2 separate regions of the Homo sapiens genome follow, and region 2 is linked to region 1. A link is a contact called in ENCODE Hi-C or POLR2A ChIA-PET data. All regions are on one chromosome and are shown on one strand. Each heading gives the region's core, a stretch centred on a gene start or an enhancer-like site at or near the end of the contact. The rest is flanking DNA. Distances are from core to core; before and after follow the strand shown.

Region 1 (7,161 bases), core at 1,855-4,354:
TTGTTTGCCCCTTAGTGTGTGTACTAAGGCACCATGTAAATCATGTACTCCTCATGGGGAGGGGGCAGGTATTTGTATGATCATTTTACAGAGGAGGAAAGTGACTGAGAAGTTAAAACCACTGATCTGGGGTCACACAGCTAGTATGTAGTAGGGCAGGATTCTAATTTGGAGTCATCTCATACACAGCCCAGTCTGGGGCTTCCCCACCTGCCTCCAGGTGCCTCCTCTGTCATCCCAGAGATGCTGGGATGGTAAATAAATATGCATGAATAAGTCCTTACATGAGGGCTACTTGGGGGAAAAAGATTCTATGTAAGGATGTTACTACCATCTTACTGTATCTGTAATAAAACAATAAACTTGCTCTGATCTTCCTTTCAGTGTGACCCAGGGGCTAAGCCCTTATGTTTGCTAATTTGGTGAATGGTTGTTCTCTACTAATTTAGGTCAGGGATTTAGCTTTCATTTCCCTGATTAATTTAAGTCGACTGTTTGGCTGGTCATCTTGGTTATAAAGTTGTGCATATTGACATGTATCTTCCTTGTGGAGATTAATAACAAGTATCTATCTAGTCACTGCTCTGGGTACAACTATGTTTAGCATCTTGTACCTGCCCTTCAGGAGTTTGCAGCCAAGGAATAATCACCCTAACTAACACTTGTCAGATGTGAATGGGTGCTAGGGAAGAAAGAAGGAGAAAAGGTAGAACTTAAGCCTCCAAGAAAGGTGAGGCTTAAATAAACAAAGAGAAGTGGAATGTGCAAAGGAGAGGATATGAGGAAAAATATACAGAGACAGGAGGCAAGTATCGTGCTTAGGGTGCTGGAAATACACCCAGTTAGTATGGATAGAAGGTTTAGGTGAAGGCATGAGCTTAGAGGGGAGATGAGGCCAGACTGTAGGGGGTGGAGAGCCAGGTGAGGAGGTTGCTTCACTAAGGGGTTGGGAAACCTCCTCTTCTCGTGAATTTAAAGAGAAGTGTGGAAGCTTTCTTTCCAGGACAGGAGCCAGACCTGAAAGCCTCCTGAGTCCTTGCCAACCCTATGAATATTAATTCAGATGTTTGAAAAAGAGATTAAATACATATCAGTTTTAATAATCTCTCCCATTATTGATCACTGCTATGTGCCAGGCACCGTGCGAAGCACCTTACAGGCACTATTTCATTTTACCCTCCAGTTACCCTGTAAAGTAGATACTATTATTATCCTCATTTTATAGATGAGAGATTTTAATGTCATTGGACACAAACACCCATGCACTAAGCACATATGTGTCTAAGTTGCAAGTTTAAAGTGTTAGAATTCAGCTTCCCTTCACGTTACATCCTTCTGTATAGATGGTGATTCATTCATTCTTCAGATACCTGGTAAAACATCATCTCCAATGTAGACCAATGTGGAATGAATCTTTCCTTTCCCTGATGAGACAATACTACAGGGAATGGGTTAAGTGTTACATTGAATATCCTTAGGACAGTTAGGTAAATGGAACAAGTTTTTTATTTGCTTTTCTTTCCCCCAAAATAAATGTGTGGTTGAGAAAGAGTTCACCTTTGTAAGAAAAAGAAACTTATGTCTACCATTCTGAAATTTTCCAGATGGTGGCACTACTTCATCAGTGATTCCACACCGTTTTCTAGTATTTTTCTATGAGTTTCGAAGAAAGTTCAAGAAATCTTAAGAGGCATATATTTTCTAACCTACGATTTTTATCAGGATCCATGGTTTTTCAATACTAGATTTCATTAAACAACACAAATCAGAACAAATCAAGAAGTTACAAAAATTAAACTCCTGTTTTTCAACAATATTTAGCTCATTGTTCACAACTGCTGTGAACAAATTATTACAAATTAAAAAGCTATCACAGCCGGGGGTGAATTTTCTTTTATATTGAATAGAATTCCATGTAGAATGAGATTATAATGCTGGAACATAAGAAACAATACCAACATCCTATAAATGAAAGCGGGAAGGATGCTAACCCTCTAAGCCTAAGCTTAAAATAAGTTCTGATTTCTAACAATTAGATGAAAACTTTTCTTGTCACTTCTTGACAAAGTGAAAGCTTTCTCTTTAGGTATACAGCCACAAACTTCAAGAGATTTTTCTCTTTGATATTAGTCTTATCTTTTCCCGAGAAAACACTTTGAAGTGGTTATTTGAGTATTTGTTGTATGAGTGAAAGGACCTGATTTTGGTCCCTGCACGTATTTCCTGGCTAAATGGTTAACATTTTATGTTTTTGTATCCCTCCCTCTGAGGACCATCTCTCTTTTGTTTTATTAGCAATGCTAAAGCCTGCATCCCGTGACCCTGGAGAAGGGGAATTACATTATTTATTCTCTTGGAAGTAGCATTAAAATATTATTTCCCTCCCCAAACGATGTTTTCTAAACATTCTCTCTGATTACACAAAATTTTCAGTCTGTCCAGCTAAACCATATATTTTATGAGACATTTTCAAACAAGTGTGCTCAGGAACTCAAGTGTTCAGGGAGAAAATACAGCCCTCTGTGTAGCATCTAGAAGTGAAGTTGCCTCCTAATAAGTATACAGAGTGTGTAACTACAGGCTTGGGAGGTCTGTTCGTATTCATGGGAGTTAACAGCATAAATTCCAAGGGAATTCAGAGAACAGACAGTTAAAATAACACCAGTAAAGTCGCACTCACCGCAGCATACTCAACACAGCCTGTTTAATGTGGTGTGATTTTTATTAGGTAATGTGATGTACGTTAAGCCAGAAAACAAAAACAACTAAATAGGCAAAACTTGGACTAACCCCTTTCAAAATGTTTAATGAGAAACAAAGCTGAGAAAAGCAATCTTCTGAATCGAGTAACAAAGAGATTTTGGGTAGGGTTTTCCCAGCCAGGCCCTAGTGGTCAGATAACGGCTATCCGTATTCCTGTTCCCAGAACTCCTCACCAGTGGCTCTGGCTGACTCTCTCCTCCTGTTCATTGTGATGGCAGCTCATGCTAGCGGGCCACTTGCTGCCTTTGCCAGAATTCCCCAGTGTCGCCCTGGGACAGAAGCAGTGTGCATTTCTTGGTGAAGGTTATCTTTATTTACCCATGTTGTGGGTTGGTGGGAGAAAACCCAATGCATTAACATGTCACGGGGCCATCAGCCCCTGTGTCTCGCTACTCTTGGGTTCTGCAGTGGATCTTGTTCAAATCAGAAGCCCTCCAACCTCAAATCAGGCAAATTTTAAGTTCCACAGCTGCCAGGCTTTCAGTGGAAATGAGGGTGGCCTTGGGGCGCTATTTTGAAATCGCTGCCTAGAGCAGGAACAGAGAAATGCCTGCCCTACTTGTTTTATCAATTAAGCTGAGAAATCCAAAGTCAGTCCAGGAGGACTGTGTGCATACTCTCCCTCTCTCTCACCTTCTCTGACTCCCCTTCATTAAATGTGACTGGGTAGCCTCAAATATTCCCTTTATTTTTCCAGTGAGTATGTGAAACTTTTCCACTGCTAATATTCTACATCAAAACCATTTATTTCAATGTCCTTTCTGGAATAATCTCTTAGAGGCCTACCTCTCAGGGAGAGCAGAAACTTAGAACATTGAGACTTGAGCAAAAAATACACATGACTAACTTTATTTATTTAATGAGATCTCATTTATTAATGAAAAAGCTTCTAATAGATATATATTTGTAGATACTTGGTTAGAAGTAAAATAGCACCTTATATTCTAGATTGTATTCCTTTTAGAAAAGTACTTTCTAGTGGACAGAAAAATATTTACTTTTCTAATATCCAGTTGATGGATGTTAGCAGTAAGTAGGAAAAAGTAATCATTAATAACCCCACTGTGAATGGTTAAGTGTGGTAGATGCTTTTATCTTAACTGTATTGAATGGAATTTACAGTTAGGTTAATATTTTGCTCTTTTAACAGGAATTATAATAACCTAGTATAATTGTTTAATATGACTTATCTAAAAATGCAACAATGAAATAACTACTTGTTATTGAAGGTATCTCTGGTCCCAAAGCATAAAGTTAGCGAAATCTCAATCCCTCTCTCTGTTGCCCTCCCTTCAAGTTTACATCAGATGTCTTAACTGCTGCTACGTTTTTCTCTCCCAGCTTTCACTAAATAACCAAGGGTGGTCATCAAACAATAAATTCTCTTTGATATTCTTTCCAATTTCCTTCAAGATGCAGTGCAGCTTGCCCCTGAGAAATTTGAAACGTTTTTGTTTGTTGTGGCTTAAATTACCTCCTGACTTTTCTTTCCTTGGGTCGTTGTTGTTGATAATAGTAAGAAAAAAATGAGACTCCCCTAAGAATATGCCACTTTAAAATATATTTTCACCACCTTAATTCCCTTTTGAAATAATGTTTCTGTTAGCGATTAAATAAGGAGTTTAAGAGTTGGTGTCATGGTGTCTATAAATAAACTTGAGAACATGCATTTATAAAGAGTCATATTTTTATAATCTCATCTCCACTAAACAAAACAGTATTTTCTGGCACCTGTACACTCAATGTTTCATGTAGTTCTTATTATGGAATTTCCTTTCTCATTTGAGATTGAAGATAATTACTGAATACGATAGAAACTTTATAGCCATTAAAAATAGAACAGAAAAATGTTACCAGACGGCAAGTTGTTCACAATAAATATGAAACAGAACTCTAGTCCAAGCTTACATTCTCTTGATTCTAAAAGGACATAGGTTCCTTTCCTCTGATTCTTTAAAACATTTTTTTAGGAGCTTAGGAAAATATCATCAAATCATTGCCTAAATGTTAATGTAGTAGAAAATCTGTCTATATGTAATTCCTGTTTATATATAAAATGGCTGAATATTAAAATTTTCTTATGGCTTAACAATTAATGTAATTGTCATTTTGTAATCAGCTTTGGCAGTGCTATATTTAACTTTGGGCTGATTTAAGTAGAGGGAATGGCACTTGGAAATATAATGGCAAAAACAATGTAACACCTCAAAAATTTCCCTTCATCAAGAACTTACTGACTTTTTCTTTATTGGGTGAGAAGGATGAAGTTGGAAATGAAATCAGCTCATGAGGTAGCTATGGGTGCTTTTTCCACCTAAGTCTGCTGTGGCTTTCAGAAATCCTGATCCCTTTTCCTTAGTTACCCCAAATGCTCATATCTTAAAAAAAAAAAAAGAATGATAGCACATGGTAAATCTGCAGAGATACTTTTAAATTTAAATCTGAACTAGAGCAGCTTTGATCTTCTCCAAATTCATCCTTTTGTAGTTCAGAAACAAGCTCTTACTTTTAAGATTATTTTTATTTTATTTTATGAGATTATAGTATTTAATTTCAGAATTGCCAGATGAAAATAGGGCTCAACTTCTGGCCAAGTTTCTGAATGTAAATTGTATTCCTTTTCCCCAGAGTCAATGAGTCTATGGAGTTTCAAATTCATTGAAAATATGGGCAAAGCTCTTTTTTGCCAAACACAGCATTGCTTTTTTTAGCTAGCAGCTTTTGAGCATTTAGTTTATGCCAAAAGTTTACTGAGCAATTTACATGCATTATGTCATGTAATTCTCAAAAACTTTGAGTTAGAAACTAACAATATTCCCATTTTACAGACAAGGAAACTGAGACTCTGGCTAAGTAATGTGTTCAGTGGTACACAGCTAACAAGAAGCCAGAATTTGAACTCAGGTTTTGGGTAACATTTGCGCCAAATGCTATTCTAAATGATTTACATGCATTTATCTCATTTATTCAATCACAACAATTCCTCATGGTATTATTTTATTCCCATTTATCAGATAAGGAAACAGAAACATAGAAAGAGGCTACATTTCCACTCTGCACTAAGGCATTATTTTTCAATGTGTATTCTGCAATAAAATAAATTTACACTTAAATATATTTAAGAATGCTGCTTATCCCAATCTTTTACTTTAGCTCATTTTTGAATAGTCACCAGTTTGCTAGTTGTTCTGAAAAGTCCTGTTATAACAATTCTGTTTAGCCCAGTGTTTCTCAAATTTCCGTATCGCAGAAACCCTTTCATGTATAACTGCTCTTGCTATTCTGCAGAAAACACTTTGAGAAATATTCACAGGCTAGAAAATTTCAAGATGGTGGGTAACTGGCAAGGACATATTAGGTAGCTGGTATACCATATTAGGTTGGTATTTAGCACAACGTGTTGACGGCCAATTCTAATTGGTCAAATTTATATGACCTGCTGAAGGCAGATATGAAGAGCAATGCCCTTTCCAAAGAGGGAGTCTTTGCCGTTGGATGTGGCTGGTGGCCTAAAACAGGGTCCAAGAGACAGGGACTGAACTCCCTGCTGTTGGGCAAGGGGCATACCCAACAAGCAGGGAGGCAGGGGGCGTGCTGCCTCTGTGCTCAGCAGGCATGCTCAGGGAGGAAGCAAGTCTCCTTCCGACTTTATGCTGCCTGTGGCCACAGCCTCTTCCAGAATCATGACCCTTGTCATGTAATAGGGTGATGTAGGAACACCAGAGCCATTCAGGACAACTCTGTGGCCTCCACATTCAGGTCTCTCATTCCTAAATATGGTTGTCAAGAGACAGCAGCTCAGCTTGGAAATAGTTTGTGAAAGTCAGAACCAATCAGAGTGTGTTCTTGAGGATGCTGGGCTTGATGATGCCTGCTGATAAAGCTCGCAGATCACCTGCTGACGGTGGTGGTGCTGCCCACGAGGTGGGGAAACTGAAAGTGGTCCTGGGAGTTTTGCCAAATAAAAATAGTAAGAGCAGATCCTTAGCAAAAAAATAGAACGATTTGGGGGTGAGGGGTGGAGTGGGGGGGGGGTTATTCTTTGAATAATTACACTGGCTTTTAAGAAAATGTTAACATTTATCTTACTGCGACATTTGCCTCATTGAAGCTGAGCTGTTTTTCTCTCTTTTCAATGAGATATTGAAGGAGCCCTGAACTCTATGATGAATGTTAACTTTTTAATGAAAACTCTTGTACACTGTGTCCCAGAGGCAGGGCCTGCATGGGCTATTGAGAGAAGCAAGCTCAACGAACCGCTGCTCAAAATTCCAGGAGGTTAATAGGCAAATCAGCCTGGAAATGAAGAAACCAGCTGTAGTTCTTCTCTTTCTGGGCTTTTCTTATGATTCAAGGCATCTGGGCACCATCTTTGTGCATAAATATTCCATTTTTCAA
Region 2 (7,161 bases), core at 2,134-4,633, 150 kb after region 1:
CACACTACGAGCACAAGCCACTATTGACCCTTATGTGGAATATTTACATATCCTCCGAACTGGTCTCTGTGCTTTTTTCCAAGAATGTGTTCTTTACTCAGTCTGATCTGCCTCCCTCCTACCTCTATGACTTCATCCCCTGTTTCCCCACCTCATTCATTCAGTTCTATCCATAAACTGTTCCTCACACATGCTAAGCATCCTCTCACCCCAGGGCCTTGGCATTGGATGCCCCCTCTGCCCAGAACACTCTTTCCCCAGATAGGCTCCACAGTTTATTCCCTTGTTCTTTCATGTCTCTAATGAATGCCTCAAGAGACCAGAGATCTTTCCAGACCACTCTACATAAAATGGCCAATCTCCACGCAGTATTCCAGAGCTCCCTTGCTCATTTTAATTTCTTCTTCTCCATAGCATGTACCATCGCTCTACATACAATTATTTGCTTATTTATATTTGATATCCCCCAGTAGAATTTTTACCACCCAACATACATTTATTCGTTTACTTATTGTCAAAATCTCTTCCATCAGAATTTATACTCCTCGAAGTACTGTTTTGTTTATTGCTGTATCCCCAGTGCCTAGTATACTAGATGATGCTCAAATAATATCAGTAGAATAAATAGATAAATGGGTGATAAATAACTAAATCCAATCAATACATATGAAAGAAAGAGAAGATGGAGGCGAATAAAGTAAGAAAGAGAAAAAGAAAGAAACGCAACTCCTAAATACATCTCCCGAAGGTAATAATAGTGTGGGTGAATATTTTGTACTTTTCTCAATTTTCCTAAATATATAAAATAAAGATATGTTACTTCCATAATTAAAAAAAACCTGATATTTATCTTAAAATACTTTGTGTCAAATTTTAAGATTTTGTTAAGATTTGAGAATAGAAAATGAAAGTATATTTTTTGGTTTTTGGTTTTTGTTTTTTTAAGTCAGTGCTTCACAGTTTTAGGAGGACAAGTCAAATGGCGGGGAGGGTTCTTGAGGTGAAGGTTCAAATTGTCTCATCGGCACCATCACCCACTGAGTTACCCAAGCCAGACACACGGGCTCCTTGCCCCTCCTCTGTGTCTCCCCTTCTATCCCCTCCTCGCCAGCGCTGTCTAGTCCCACTGGCATCATCACTACAATCAGACATCCAGCCGTCATTTTTACTCCCTGCTCACTTCCACATCTAAAAGTCAATCAGATATTCCCAATTTTTCTCCCCACAGTATCCGCCTCTTCTGGCCCACCCACACCATCATTGCCTCAGGGCAGGCTTTTCTCATTTTTCTTCTAGATTCCTCCATTCTAATTCCACTCTCTAGTACTACTCCCTCCACTTCAGATGGCCTCCCAGTGTTGAGGGAGTGGTTTTTCTAAAACACAAACCGAATCATCTCATTCTGCATACATCTAGTATTCCTCAGCTGAGCACACAGCCACGCCCCACTTAACCCACCAAGAGCCGACCCTGTCTGTCCTTCCATCTTCCTCCTGCAAAGACCCACTGCCCAACCCAACTCCAGCACGCGTGGGTCCCCAAACTCCTTGGTCATCTCCCGACTCCATGCCCACCTGTCTTCTTGGAAAGTCAGTCCCTCCCCTTCTTGGTCTATTATCAGGCACCTACCCTTTAAAAGCCAGCTCTGTGGCCACCTCCTCTAGTTGGTTCTCCCTAGCTCCCATTGCTTTAGATGCTGCTCCTCTGGGTTCCCAAAGGAACATGGACTGTGTTTTAGCCATTGATTTACTCCTCGGAATCTTACATTGACTGTTAGCTCCCTAAGGGAAGGGCCCCTGTCTTAATGCTGCATTTTCATCATCACACTTAACTCAGGGTTTAACGTCTAGTAGAAATTTAATAAATCCTTGCAAGAGGAAAGAGACAGAGGAAAGAGAAAACCCAGCTAGGTAATTAGATAGGTTAGGGCTATAAATATGTTGAGGGAAAAGTACACAAGGTCTTCAGATGTGCCCAGTAAATCTCTGTGAATGTTTGCAAACCTTACAGCAGAGATATTTGAAGTGAATAATTTATATTGGTTGAGGGTAGACAGACCTCATGGATTTGCATCCCAGCTGACCCACTTGAAAGCCAACTGGCCCTCAGCATGTTACTTAACCAATTTGAGCCTCAGTTTCCTCCTCATTTAAGTGAGAAGAATAATACTGTCTCCCTGCTGAAGCTGGTATGAGGTTAAATAGGATAATGCATGTAAAGGGCTCAGCACAGTGCCCGAAAGCAGTAAACGGTCAATAAATGTCACTAATGATCATGATGATGATAATCACTATGAAACAAGACACTGAAGTGTTTTTAACAGAACAGTTAGGGGAGGTTCAATAATCAAAGTATCCAATATATCAAACCGGAATCTCAATCAATGGTATTTCAAAGGCCAGCCGCTAAATTAGCATCATCATTTAAGGGCTTGGGGACACCAACCAGCTGCTGTTGATAGCATACAAGCCGGTGTCACAAGAAAAGGCAGGGGCTGTTCAGATTTCTCATGACTGAACAGCAGTTTTGAAGCTGTGTATTCAGAATCAATCCACAGAATGGCAATGTGTGTTGTGTGAAATAAAGTGTTCCCTGATCAAATAGAAGCATGAGATGTTATAAACCGGGTCCAACAGTGATATTTACTGCAGGACTTCTCTCAATGTCTCTGAGAAGGGGGAGGCAGGATTTGCCCAGCACTTTTTAACCACAATGTCCTGTGCTTTTTAGATCCTCTGGGACTTTTCAAAATGCCCCAATTCAAGGAAAGCTCTGAGGATGTAGTAATTATAATCCCAGGTCAGCTGGGAAGGAAGAAAAAGAAGGAAAGAAGAAAAACAGGAGGAACACACAATCTCCAAATACATATTTCTATTGTAATAGTATAGTGTGAGTAAATATTGTGTGCTTTATTCAATTTTCCTAAATGCATAAAATAAAAATATATTACTTCTATAATAAAAAAGATTACATTTACCTTAAAATGGTTTTGTCAAATTTAAGATTTAGCTAAGATTTGAGAAGCGGAAAGTATATATTTTTTTAAAACATTGACATCTCATAGTTTCAGGAAGGGGAGTATCATGTTCGTTGTGAACTAACAGACAGGCAGAGGTCCTGGTTAATTAGTGCATAATCCTAGACACCCCCAAACACGGAGGCACATTACAAAACACAAAACAAAGCAGGGAGGCCCTACCCAGGCCTTACTGCTCCTGGAAGGTCCTTGTATTGGCTGCAGGCACCTGCTTTGACCTGGAGGGGGAAGGGTGCAGCATAGTTGACGCCTCACTGGACAGATCTTCCAGAGCTATGTCGGTGCTGGGCTCCCAGCACACCTCAGCCTTCTCTTTCCTTCACCCTGCACAGCCCCAGCAGGACAAATGGAGCCAGGCACAGGGAGAGCTTTTGCGCAAGCCCCTGAGCTCTGGCCAGGCAGCAAAGGCCAACCAAGCCTCTGACCTCCCTCATCGCCTCCAGTTGCAGTCTCTTTCCTTTTGTATTCCTTTGGCTTCAAGGATCTTTGATGATTCTCTCTGTAAGTTTCTCTTCTTTATTCCAAATTGGTTTCCTGTCATTTTTACAAGAAGGAATTTATTGGTGCTTTAAAAAAAATGTAAAAATGTCTTTGTGCCTAAATCTTTCCATAACAGCCTTTTCTACAACGTTGGCTCTCTATCCTGTGTTTTTTCCTTTCTTTGCTGCATTCTGTGCCTCTGGGCCCAACTAACTAGAAGCAGATGTGATCAAGGCTGGAGTGGGGATGGGGTGGGGACAGCCCAGCCTTGGGCAGCTGAGGGCTGTGCCCCTTGCTAAGGTCCATCACTCACCTAGCCATGACCAAGACTCTTTCCCTTGGCAGCTCATTCTCCTGCCCTCTCTGAATAACACACACCACACACAGAGCCACCACTTACCCAAATAGCCTCATGCACCCTTTTCACAGTGTTCAGCTACTGAGGATGCAGATGGTTTCCAGAGGCTGGAGGGAAGTGCATACTCAAGATCCAAGTCTAAGTCTGCAGACATCACCCCTAAACCAGCCTCACAGGTGCATTCTCTGCAGGGCAAAGTGCCAGTCACATTTCGGAGCCAGGGCTGCCCTTCTTCATCCTAGGGAAGGTCATCTGCTCCTTGCCAGTGCTAAACAAGAGGCCTCCTTCTGGGTTTCGGCAGGTGATGGTTCCATCACTATGCCAGGGCAAGGAGGAGGGGTTGGGAGAGAAGTGTAGGGGAAAAGGGTTTGGGGGGTTGGGGGATAAGGTAATGCCAGCGGGCAATGCTTGGTCTCACCTTCTGCTACTTCAGGCAGACCCATCAATGTAAAAGAGGGAGCTATGGGGACGCAGAACTGGGACTCCCCAGTTCTGGAGTCAGAGCCACACAGCCGTCACACACTCATACTTAAACTGAGACCTCTGTAAAGAAATGCATAAGGTAGGCTCAACATTTGTTTCACAATCATAGGGGAAATAGGGGCGAGTGGAAAATGGCAGTGTGCTGCACTGTACATACCATGATCTGTGTCATGGAAAAGGCGTACCCACAAAATATTCATGAAAGGGAAACGAATGAATAAAGCAGAGTTTTCTCTGTTTAGTGAAATTAGAGGTGGTAGTTATGTTTCTTTTCACAAATTTCTGCTTCTGATTTTTCTACCATGAGTATTCTTACTTTATCAACAGAAAAAGTCAGTAAGCTATTTGTTCAAAAATGTGCTCAAGGCCGGGCACAGTGGCTCACGGCTGTAATCCCAGCACTTTGGGAGGCCGAGACGGGTGGATCACAAGGTCAAGAGATCAAGACCATCCTGCTAACACAGTAAAACCCCATCTCTACTAAAAATACAAAACATTAGCCGGGCGTGGTGGCGGGTGCCTGTAGTCCCAGCTACTCGGGAGGCTGAGGGAGGAGAATGGTGTGAACCTGGGAGGTGGAGCTTGCAGTGAGCCGAGATGGCGCCACTGTACTCCAGCCTGGGCAACAGAGCAAGACTCCATCTCAAAAAAAGAAAAAAAAATGTGCTCAACACCTCTTTCCAGAGTCACAATTATGGATAAGACAGGTATGTTTGTATGCATGCATAAACATACATATGTATACCACACATATAGATTTATGAATGAATGAAAATATATATGCTCATGTGTGTCTATAACTGTATATATTAACTTCAAAGACCCATCAATACAGAGAATTGACCTACTGGTAAATGCACAGAAATATATCACACCCAGCAGGTCAACAACAAATAAGACAAAGAGATACCCATTTTCTGTGACATGGTTTGTCTTCATTTTCTGAGTTTAAGTAACTGTTACAAAATAATCTGTTTGCTCTTTGTGAAGATGGCCATCTTGACAGAATAAAATGGGACAGGTCCTGCCTGGAGCAGAAGCTGTGTGCCACCTTGGTGACAGTGATCTTAATTGATATTTGTGCCCAGGGGCGGCTCCTCTCTCCTCCTCCTCCTCCCAGCTAAGAAACTGCACTTCACACAATAGAACAGTGTAGGGTAGGATGCTTTGTCTTGGGGCAGTGTGGGCCAAGTGCCGGGCACTGAATTCTGGGGCCACGTGATTTCCTGTGTGCCCTGCTGACATGACTGCCCCACCAGCCTGTCCTGCTGTCCCTTCTAACAGGTGCCCCTCCGAGGACCCTCCTAGGAGGAAGAGCTTTTGGACTGCCTCCAAGGTCTCAGGCACTCACCCTCCACATCTGAAAGTTATCAGAACTGGCATCTCACGAATCCTCCCTGCACTCTTCCTGCTCTGCGCAGGGCAGGGCAGAGCCTATAAGAAATAAAGTACTTTGTTACGTATAATTTAATCCTCAAAGGTATAGAAGGTTGGGCCCCAGATGAAGAAAAGTTAGATGGAAGCAGTAGCTGAGTCAGATGGCTGAATATCTGCTCTGGAATTTCTACATCCATTTGGAGTTCTCATAATTTGATCCCCCCATTAGCACTACCTGTGGGGGAATGGCACTCTTTTTTAAACTGCATGTTGGACAATTCCTGTAAGTATTTCCTCTAGAGAACTTTGCTTTTTTCTGGTTAATCCTTGTAGGATGATGTAGGTCGGTGTATGTGCATGCATGGTTAAGAAAAAAGAATCATTCCTTCGAATAACCAATTGACAGAATAGAGGATTACAGTTGGTGCTTGGTGAGATCTGGGGGACTTTAGCACGTCTGTCTGTCCAATCATTCATTTATTCTTTCAAAACATAGGATCCAAAGACTGGTTAGAATGAGATGCGTACTGGGCCTGAAAGTTATAGTCAAAAGTTATATTTACCTTCCGCTCTACAAAGTACTTTAGCCCTTTGTTACTGACATAATAATTCAATATAAATGTTTCCATGTAAAAAATAAGTATTACATTCACTAGTCAAAATTTAAAAGAAATCTGAGCAAACCCTATGAAAAGTCTTCTTCTTAGCCAAGACTCCTTGAGTTGTATCTAATTCTAACTTACAGCAAAGGAGGGAATCCATTGTTTCCCATAACATAAAATAAACAAGAGTCAAGTTTTCCTGGCATCAGAAGTAACATCAAAATCTCTCTCTCTCTCTCTCTCTCTCTCTGTCTCTCACACCTTCTCTCTCTCTCTGTTTATTCCTTACACTGAAAAGATAGTGCAGGCAGCTAAAAATTCATATCCTTCCAGCTATTGTTCCAAATTGAAGAGTACACACAGTCTCTTTCAGTATCCATACAGCAAATCTTGAGAAAGACAGTGATTGGCCCCACATAAGTGGTGGCTCTTTCAAAGCTAATCACCCTGGCTTGGGGATAGAGGACTTGGACTGGCCTGCTAGGATTGCATACCCTCTTATGCATCTCAGGCCACGTAAGGTACTTGGGGTAGGATGGCTTCTCTGGGACTTGTAGTTACAGGAGGATCCCACGGCATAGGGAAAGCATGGTTCCTCAAAGGAAAAGTAAGGTGTACTTATCTGAAGAAGGGGAAAAAAACACCAGACAGAAAAATAACTTCTCAATGCATCATTGTAAAATGTACCTGAAAAGGAATTGATCCTGTTGAAAATAATTTCCGAAAACTAAAGATGAAAGTGGAAAAAAAGCTGAGATTTTTAATACTGTTGGATCAAATATTATGAAGAACATAAGGTGGCTCAAGAGATTTTGCTCCAGAAA

What was found. Hi-C counts contacts between places; a loop is a spot of excess contacts on that map. ChIA-PET counts read pairs that join two places held with the same protein, here RNA polymerase II (POLR2A). Pooled maps may share reads with other maps.
Region 2: a loop to region 1 is called in a map of transverse colon, with 2.7 times the contacts of the local background. The contact joins two enhancer-like sites. A Hi-C loop is called at or near these places in 8 of 168 maps with a recorded cell type or tissue (body of pancreas, gastrocnemius medialis, heart right ventricle and 4 more) and 1 of 50 pooled maps. POLR2A ChIA-PET finds 5 or more read pairs at or near these places in 1 of 52 experiments (Panc1).

What each region holds. Positions count from the first base shown.
Region 1 is chr7:25,389,852-25,397,012 of GRCh38, forward strand. No RefSeq gene overlaps it. Among named protein-coding and RNA genes, the nearest start is that of NPVF, 160 kb to the left of the region's middle. Within about 2 kb of position 3,105, at least 3 of the 41 ENCODE cell types and tissues checked have a DNase peak (open chromatin) inside an H3K27ac peak, as active enhancers do.
Region 2 is chr7:25,542,053-25,549,213 of GRCh38, forward strand. No RefSeq gene overlaps it. Among named protein-coding and RNA genes, the nearest start is that of LINC03007, 240 kb to the right of the region's middle. Within about 2 kb of position 3,384, at least 2 of the 41 ENCODE cell types and tissues checked have a DNase peak (open chromatin) inside an H3K27ac peak, as active enhancers do.